Linked DNA regions of Homo sapiens: region 2 is linked to region 1. The links are chromatin loops, found by intact Hi-C in ENCODE. Cell type or tissue: sigmoid colon. All regions are shown on one strand. Region 1 overlaps UCHL5 (ubiquitin C-terminal hydrolase L5). Region 2 overlaps RGS1 (regulator of G protein signaling 1).

The links. A loop is a pair of places that touch in the nucleus more often than their neighbours do. Peaks named below come from ENCODE experiments on the same cell type or tissue, not always from the same donor. Only the 100,000 strongest peaks of a DNase experiment are listed, where the experiment ranks them.
Region 2: it touches region 1 in a loop (2.9-fold over the local background); 3 of 110 quality-filtered maps call a loop at or near these places.

Annotation. Positions count from the first base shown.
Region 1 is chr1:193,017,276-193,022,275 of GRCh38, reverse strand. It overlaps UCHL5 (ubiquitin C-terminal hydrolase L5), which reads left to right. Exons shown (of 11, transcript NM_001199261.3): 10 at 1,081-1,179. Among named protein-coding and RNA genes, the nearest start is that of UCHL5, 40 kb to the left of the region's middle. In sigmoid colon, a CTCF peak has its summit at 2,648 (motif pointing right); no DNase peak of the experiment used is centred here.
Region 2 is chr1:192,578,012-192,583,011 of GRCh38, reverse strand. It overlaps RGS1 (regulator of G protein signaling 1), which reads right to left. Exons shown (of 5, transcript NM_002922.4): 4 at 4,627-4,790; 5 at 2,988-3,875. The coding sequence ends at 3,690. All of the region lies in intron 3 of LOC105371664 (a long non-coding RNA gene), which reads left to right. Among named protein-coding and RNA genes, the nearest start is that of RGS1, 4.7 kb to the right of the region's middle. RefSeq lists an enhancer at 3,429-3,678. In sigmoid colon, a CTCF peak has its summit at 2,375 (motif pointing right); no DNase peak of the experiment used is centred here; H3K4me3 peaks cover 3,290 bases; H3K27ac peaks cover 321 bases.

The DNA of each region.
Region 1 (5,000 bases):
CTTAACAGACAACAGATACTTTGCATCATACTTAACAGACAACAGGTGATTGTTAAGTGAAATGAATGGGCCTTAAACTAGTAGGATTTCTTCAGGTGAAAGTGGTAGGGGCAGGCAGGCAGGCTCTAGAGTATTCCAGGCGGGAAAAAGGGAGGGACAAGTTCATGGAGATAGGGAAGGAAAAAATAATAGCTTTCCCAATTATTTTCCATTTCACATGATATTAAAAAAAGTAAATTACCCATCTTTATATATACTTATGTGTTTATTATGTAATTAACTAACTTTTAATATCTGCCCAAAATACAACACAAAGTTTCCATAACTTCCATAAGGTGTCCTGCTTTATTGTTTGGGAATGCTTTGTTTAAAAAAAGATAAAATGATTGTCATACTGCTATAAAACAAACATGTTAAGCTTTAATTTAATTAATTAACTGAAGGAACTCTAGTTAAAGGAGAAGTCAGAGAAGCTCAAATTTATATGAAGTTTAAATGAATTTATAAGAGATGGAAACTTTCTATGGAAGGGCAATCAATTATACTTCTACCAGGCAGAATATATAATAGGTCAGTGGCAGTAAAAGCCTAGAATCACATAACTTGAGAGGATGTTATCTAGACAGTGCATAGTTTTCCACTGAAGTAGAAATTTTTTCCTGCAGTGTACCCCCTTTCGATAAAAAATAATCTGAAGGAAAGATTGTGCTTGATCACAAAATAAAGCTGGTCTCATTAGACTTTGCCTGATTATTTGCACAGGTGAAGTAGCAAATGTTAATTTAGCTTGTAGATGTTTAGTTGTTTTTATAAATGACATTTTCATAAGTAATGTTAGATTGGACTTTTAAAGGCCTCTATTATTTGCTAAGTCAGGGGCAGGAGGCCCTTGCCCAAGAAACTCCCTCCACATGTTTTATTGTGTTAATTTTTATTCTCAGTGGGAATGGAATCTCATTATTTCTAAAATCATTTTCTTATGAGAATGGATATACCATTTCTATTTTGAGTTGGATGCAAAGAATAAAATATCAAAATTAGCAGAAATGTAGTTAGTGTGGATTGATGTTTTATTTTCAGATTGAGAATATCAGAAGGAAGCATAATTATCTGCCTTTCATTATGGAATTGTTAAAGACTTTAGCAGAACACCAGCAGTTAATACCACTAGTAGAAAAGGTAAGTATTTTATTGGTAGATACTTAAATTAAGTTTAGAGTCTCCAAAAACATAAAATGTATTTTTTATTTTTTGCTTGAATAGAGGTAAAATTTTTGGAAGCTTGTACGTTTTTATTCTTTTGCTTTTGCCTCTTGTTTTCTACTCTGTAAGAATTAGTTCAATTGAGACTGTAAAACAAAAATAAAGAATTACCCCACTGCTTTAGGCTTCCAGATTCTTAGTGTCAAGACCTCAGGTTATGCTGTATTAAAATAAAATTTAAAACACTTCCTTTAAGCAAAAGTAGATTTTTAATGCTGATAATTGAAATAATATTTTCCTATTTAGCAAAAATTTGAGTTGATATAACAGAATTTAAAAGTAGAATGGACATTGTTGGGTTTAAAAAAAAAATAGCCTGTACTACGAAATAGGTTTTCTTATTTCTAATTTAGTATCCATTCCACTGAGGGAAAACTAGCATAAGTTAGTGAAGAATTCTGATTTCTATGATTTTTTTCATAAGTAACAATAAAATATTTGTTGAATAAGTAAAATGCAGTTAAATTGTTTTTAAGTTCATACTGTAAATCAGTGTTTCTGAAAGTGAACATCAGTGGATACTCTTTAAAATACATGTTACCTGGCCCCTCCCCAGATATTCTGATATAGGGGAAGGATTCTTTAATAAGTTCCCCAAGTGATTCTAATGCAACTGGTCTGTGTACCACAGTTTGAGAAACACTTTGAGAAGACACTACTAGGCAAATAAAATTTTGGACCATTAACTTAAAGACGAGAATACATGGTAGGTATATTTTCCTTATTAATTTTAAAGTTTACAAAGCAAAGATTGATTTCAACCAAGCTGTTTCATGTTATACATTCTAAATAATATGAGATGTGAGCTAATAAGTTTTTTGTGTATATTACCTTATTGATTGAAACATGTGACCCAACTTTTAGCATTAAATGTAAAAATTATTGCAGAAGACTGCTAAATCTTCTCTTTTCCATTATAGGTTTTTCTGTTCATGCATCTCAGGGTGTATTCTAAGATGGGAAACTGTTTTTAAAGTTTTAGATTAATACAGGGTCCTGTGGTTCTCAAAATTGCTTGGTTAACAAGAATACCTAGATATGATGTTATTAATCATATCAAATGTTTTTCTGTTAAAAATATTAAAATAACTATAAAATGTGCTAAATATGTGATACATCAGATTTTAAGTTAGATAAATGTTACTAGGGACTAGGACCCTTAGATAAATATTAAATGTATAAATTTTGCATTAAAATTGATCTGTGAACAGAATTTTTTGTGTGTGCAAATTAGTAAGTAAAAGAACCACTGTTGTTTGATTTTTAATTACACTATATCCCCAGATTTTTTTGAGAGCATAGTTAGAGAACAACAGCTTGTCAGCTTAACATTAGAATAATTATTCCTTAGTTCACATTTTTTGGACACAAGGTGGCAGCATATAAATACCTGATGTTAGTGGAACACCAACTCTGTTGTGTTTGCCTTCATTTTCTTAAGGAAAGTAGTTATTGACCTTCTAGTTGCTTATTTCTCTAAGCTGTTCTTTTATTAATATTCCAGAAGCAATATTGAGATAGATTTATTTCTTATATACATGCAATAACTATTATTCTCCTAGGTTCTGAAGGAGCTTAGACTCATTTAATTGGAATTGTTGAAATGTTTTAAATTATTCATCAAACATTTATCTAGCTGCGAGGATATTCCAGGCACTCTGTTAAGGTCTAGGGATGTATACATAACTGAGACATATTATTTTCTCTTAAGCAACTCATGGTACAATTTGGGAAAGGAATAAATGAACAATTATGGTATTGTGCTAAATAGTATTATTTTGATAAATGCCAGGATAAAGTCAGGCTAAAGATCCCCAGCAAGCACAGGGTAGCTCCTAAATAGCTTTATAGCCACTTAAAATTTCACATCCATAAAGTTTTAAATATGTGGTGGGAATTAAGTGCTTAATCTGTAGCACTATATCCGTTTCCTTTGCAAGAATATATTTTTGTTCATCTTATTTTGGAAAAAAAAGATACCATATTAAAATATCATTTTCTGCAGATAAATGCAAATTTAAAAAATAAAGCGTGTTGAAAAACTGTTAGAATAAAGATTAGATTTTATAATTATATAAAATCTTTACCAGTGATAGTTAATTACTTAATGGTAATACTTCTAAGAAAAATTACCTATAGAATTCAGAAATAGATAAGTTGGAATAGTGGATCTTACTGTGTTTTGTTTTCAGGGAAAATAGGATAAAAGAACAAGGTGTGAGAAGGAATAGAAGGAAACAAACAGGAAAGATATGGCTGCACCATGCAGTGCTACTATATGCTGAGATTCTACAGGATGAGATTTTTGAATAGCTGAGGCAGTTGCCTATAATCTGTGATGACATAAAAGTATTTGACCTAAAATCTTTTTATTTGCAAAATAATAAATAAAAAGTGATTCTCCCTCGGCATGGCTATAATGAACTTGGTTAGAACCTATAAATGTTTTTGTTATGTGAGACTTTTTAACCGATGAATTCGTTGAATACACACCACATTTAAAAACTGCCTAGGAGGTAATCCAAAAATATATAGTTATAAAACTTCTTGTATTATGTACCAAATCTCTTTCTTAAAATATAAAATAAAATTATCTAGTTTAAGATTACATTTGTGAGACTTCTATTTATTCAGGTATATTTATGATTAACAAATTTTTGTCTACACATTTGTATGTAATTATGAATCATTGTCTATCTTAAATTTTTAACTACCAATAACTTAACGTGATGTAAAATCATAAATTCCATTGCTATGGGGAAATCCAAACAACTTCACAATATTGAATTTTGTCCACATTTTACTATGACTTTGTGATTCAATTGGTAATAAGTAAGCTTCAGATCTTTTTCTATTTCTTAATAGAAATAAGGTAGAAGAATAGTTAAGGCTAATCACAACAATATCTACATTAGTATCTATTAATGCAGAATTATCTGATTTGAGTCAGTACTTTTTAATATCATTGGTACACTGTATAGAAGGAAAGTATTTTTAACAGTATATATTTTTCCATGTTATTTATATGATTTTATTTTTATTTTTTAACAAAAACAGACCAAAATACAGGCTTTGAATTTAAATCTTATATATATGTTACTTATTAGCTGGAGCTTTTAGGCACTATTTACTTTCTTATAACCTCTTTCTCATCTGTAAACTGGGAATCATACCTACTTCACATTCTTGATGATTAAATGAGATCATATCTGTAAAGTGTATAAATTAGTGCTCAATTAATTGTGATAATTATTTTTAATTTTAATAAATGTATAGACACTCTGCCTTATATGTGTTTGCTCATTTAATTATGTTGTAAAGTTTATATCAGAAACCAGTAAATTTATTTCTTGTTAATCCTTCTCAATATTCTATTAAGTATACTCAGATCAATAAGGAAAGAAGCACATACTTTTATTTTAAATTATGCCTAAAACCAAATTATATTTATTATTTGAGGACAGAAAACTTTGTATGAGATGCGATACACATATCAAATTACAAATTATGCTTGTTAACTAAAAACGTTGATGTTGGCAATTAACTTTATTATTTTTAATATGACACACAGACTATTTGCTCTTATTCATTCTAAGGCACAGCACTGTTTTATCATACTGTTAAATAATAATTATACTACCTAATACATTACAAAAAGAGATTGTAATTGTTTTAATTGCTGTATTTTTTATTTAAGGACGTTTTAAAAAAAGTTGTATAATGTAGAAGTCTAATTC
Region 2 (5,000 bases), 440 kb after region 1:
TTTTTGTCCTATTTTCATATTCAAAGTAAAGGAGCCACTGAGGAGTATATACCAAGTCAAATATTTACTGCAGAGAAACATCCATAGAAGGTTTTGTATTTTGTCTCTATTTTTTGTAGGAAGGTTTCATTTAGTTTAGGCATGTAGTAAGATATAAAATTTTGCTATTGGGATGATACAGCTTTAGCTTCAAGATACTGTTCTCAACAAAAAGGATAGAGTTATTTCTGTAGCTGACTGTTGATTTTTGTTTTATAGATGTTTTCATCCTAGTCTTGCAAAAATTCTATAGCTATATAAAATAATTTATATTGATGGCATTTTAAACCACCTTTTACTATATTTTTTCCCTCACAAATTTTAGTTTTTTAATTTTCAACAATAGATTGTCAAAGATTCCTACTAGTATAATACAGCCCATGTTTGCACACAGAAACAAAGAAACTTGAACTTCATTCCATGTAAACTAAATGGGTAAATATGTAATTTTTATGAGACGCCATTACCCACATTTTCACCTTCATAGATTCATAGCTTTCTGGGATAGGCATATTTTAAAGTACTGCAAAATAAGCTTGAGAAAAGTAAATTTTAAAAAACATTTTTGGCTTTTAGCCATGCTATTGTTTACTGCCATTGCTTTAGTATTACAAAAGAACATAGCCTGTGAACTGAAAATCAGATTGTCCAGTTGGATCAAATTTTTTAAATAGTAGATATCACTAGCTCTAATTATATTTTGTGAATGATCTAATGAAACAGTCACATCATAACAAAAAGTGACAATAGGCCAGGCGTAGAGGCTAATGCCTGTAATCCCAGCATGTTGGGAGGCAGGTGGATCACTTGAGGTCAGGAGTTTGAGACCAGCCTGACCAACATGGTGAAACCCCATCTCTACTAAAAATACAAAAATTAGCCAGGCATGGTAGTGGGCACCTGTAGCCCCAGCTACTTGGGAGGCTGAGACAGGAGAATCACTTGAACCCGGAAGGTGGAGGTTGCAGTGAGCTGAGATCACACCCTTACACTCCAGCCTGGGTGACAGAGTGAGACTCCATCTCCAAAAAAAAAAAAGTGACAATAAAAATTTATCTTTTCAAGTATTTTACATTATTTTGAATCTATGCAACCAGGATGACTTTTTTTTTTTTTGGTCAAAATGAAGAGGCTTCTTGTTTTGATCTTCTGTCTAAAATCGAATGGTTTTTGGCATTTTGTCAAGAGAAGAACCAGAGCATTTATTGTATGACTGGTGAGTGTGTTAGACAGTTGCACTGCTTGCTCCTCACAGTCTTGAAGGCCTGGACTATAATTAATGTGACAGTCCTTGGAAACTGCTTGGGAAGCTGAGGCAGGGGTATCACTTGAGCCTGGGAGGTTGAGGCTGCAGTGAGCCATGATCACGCCATTGTACTCCAGCCTAGGCAAACTTGTCTCAAAAACCAACACAAAACAAACAAAACCTTGAAGAATTGCTTTAACTTTGAAAACCGGAATGGGTTAGGAAAGGGCATTTTAGAGAGTAGAGCATAACCAAAGGCTGGAGATAGTGAAGGCTTGGAATTATATAAGATAAGGTGAATAATCCAGTGTGACTTCAAGGTAGGAAGGATACCCAGAGTTGAGTAATGAGAGTTATATCATGAAGGTTACACTGGGAGGGTTTTGAAGCCCAGAGGGAGACATGTATACTTCATTTTATATGTCATGGGAAATGATGTGGCCAAATCTGTGTTTCAGAAGATGATGTTTGTAGCTGTTCAGAGGATAAATTAAAGAAAAGACACTGGGAAGACAAAGAACATGTCATGTGAATTGGCAAACTATGAAAGCCTGTACTAGGATGGGGTAATAAAAAAGAGCAAGCGATGTTCTAACCACAGACACTGATTGTAGAAGAATTATTGGCAGAATTTGGTGATGGAATGAGTTGAGAGAGAGATGACTGATGATGATGATGCTTATTATCATTATTATTATTATCACTGGACTCCCAAGTTTCTCTTACTTAAAGCAGGAATAAAGCATAAAGTAGAACCAATTTAAACTCTGTCCCATGACAACTCAAGAATAATTCTGTTTGTACCTGATCTGCATATTGCCCCTTACCATTGCTGTGTGCCTGATGACTGGACCAGTCCATAGTGAGATTATCCATACATTAACCGTATTTCATTGTGATATGTGAGTGACTGATTATTGAATAAAATATAAAGCACAGGTGCGCGGGGAGATAAGAGCTGTACAGGCTATTCAGGAATATGCATCATCTTGATGATTTTTCTTCTCTCTGTAGGTGAGCCCTACTTTGGAGTCTTTTTTCCTGCTTAGGTGACACTTAGGACTGTTGCAGACTTTAGTGATTCAGGAAATGCCTTCTGATCAGTGGGTGGCAGTGTTACATAGAGGAAGGAGAATAGGTTGTAGTAGGAAGACTTCTGGGCAATCCCTGCTAGTATGACTGTCCCTTAATTCCCAGGTTCTGAACTCTGAATTATAAAATCATCTTCAGACTCACTTGGGGCTTTCTTTTAAATATAGATTCCCATATGCTACCCTTTGGAGATTTGGTTCAGTCATTCTGGTATGGGACCCCAAAACAGGGATATGTGTGTGTTTTTTTAACATTCTAGATAATTTTGAGAGTTACCTAAAATTAAGAACTAGTGACTTAATCTTTCTGAGTCTCAGCTTTCATAGGATTGCTATGAATGTTAAATGAGAAAATATGTCTAGATTTTATGAACTTTAACTCACAATAAAATATATGCTGTTAATTAGATTACCTCTTGAAATAAATTTTCTATCCCTTTTTAAAAGACTTCAATTTCTTATTGAACATGAGATCATATTATATTTGTTTGATTTTGTGCCTTGTGATAGCAGAGAGAAAAATTGTGAATTCTGTCCAAACTAATACATAAAATATAGTATTCACTAGATAATAGTTTTAGATGTTAAAAGAGATGGTAGAAAGAAGAATCTTAAATGAATTATTTATTTATTTTTAAAATCTGAGGAATAAATGCAAGTTTTTAAAAGTAGCAAGGACATGTAAACAGAAATTGCTTCTATATATTTTAATACAAAATCCACATTTATTATTAGCACCAATGATTTAACTTACAAATATATTCTGACTCCCTGGTTTTAAGAGCAATAGCTTAAGTTAAATACACAGTTCATCTCTTCCAAAGTCAAAAACAATAAAATAAAATAACACCGACAAGCAATAGTAGCAATGGCAATTTGAAAACATATACTTTAAGTTAATGGGACTTCAATAGCTCAGTACAAACTATATAATAATATGTAGCATAGATGTCAGTTGACTTTGATTCTTACAGTCTGTTGTAATCAGTTTCATAGACTTTAGTCACAGTTTCTGTGTAACTAGAGTTACCTGGCCTTCCCAGTTCTGAGGGGCTTTCTAATACAGAGCTCCACTGTTTTTTATGACAGTACCACAGTATCTTCCTCCTTCTGCGGTCTCTCTGTTTTTGTCTTGCTTATGCTTCTTCAACTCTGCGCCTGGATAACTTTCATGTTAATCCATTCTGAGTCATTTGTTCTTCTTGGCCTGTCAAGACACCCAAAAAAGGCCAAGCTGTTCACCCAGGGAGCCATACTGGCACATTCCTTCTGCGCTTGATACTATCTGTTAATTCCCTTCAGCCAGGGACCAGTCACTTTAGGCTATTAGCCTGCAGGTCATTTAGAAGATTTAAGTAAATATCTGATTTGAGGAACCTGGGATAAGAGTCCTTTTCCATAAGAGTATATATGACTTTTTGTGCTTCATCAAAACACGTGGGGGTTGGTGCTTTAATCTTCTTGGCTGTAGATTCTCGAGTGCGGAAGTCAATATTGATCTAAAAAAGAAAACCTTGTTAGCTAATATATACTTTTCTTTACTGCAAATTTTATGATGTTACTGTTTTTTGAAACACCTCAGAAAGTAATTTTAAGGCCTCATTTAAATCAATTCAAATATCTCTTAAATGCCTTTGTAAAATCAGCTCTATACTAGGTGTGAAGGAGATAAGAAATATTACAAAAATGTCTTTGTTCCAAATTTCCTCATAGTATAGTTAGGAGAGGCAAAAGAAGCAGACATGAAAAATTTAAGTATCCACATAAGATGATCCATGTATCATAAAGAGTGATGTAGGCATTTAAGATTTACAGGAGAAGAAGGCTCTTTTTGTTGATATTTTCTGCTTGGACCAAGAATATTTATCTGGTAATACTGTTAATTGGAAATACTTTTGCTGCTGCAATTGTATACATTATGCTAATCTGCATTTTCTTATCCAAAACAAGAGCACTCATTAAGGACTCCCTGACATGCAGTTCTGGTCAGTAACAATACCCTTAACCCTTCCCTCACCCTCATCATGGCAGCTGGTTTTGTAAAATCAGTCTCTTTATTCTACTGTGCTGAAACCCTCACCAATATAGAAAATTAGATTCTCATTGCACTGAACTATATTTATATGCCTAAGTATGTAGAAGTAAAATTATATACCCCAAAAGGATTTTATCTTGTTGTATATATTAAATGTTATTTCTGCATATAGGGTCTTTTATGGAGAAACTGATGATGATAAGCTTAATACTCACTTGTTTAGCAGCATCTGAATGCACAAATGCTTTATATATCTCTTCTGCTTTACAGGGCAAAAGATCAGACTCTGTTTTCTTATAGTCTTCACAAGCCAGCCAGAACTCAATATTCTCCTCACTGAATTCAGACTTTAGGAAACTTCCAAAGACATTTTGACCAGCTAAAAAGAAACGAGGGGTGGGTGGGGAGATAATTAAATTAAATGAACCAACAAATGAATAATTTGAAGAAGAAATTTGTAAGAAAAATACAATTGCTTCCTATTCATACAAAGGTAAGAGACAGCTACTGCTGAAATAGCTGTGTTATAGATTGTAGAGATGAGAAGTCATTTGAAATTTCTTCATTCATAGAAGAGGAATCTGGGGCC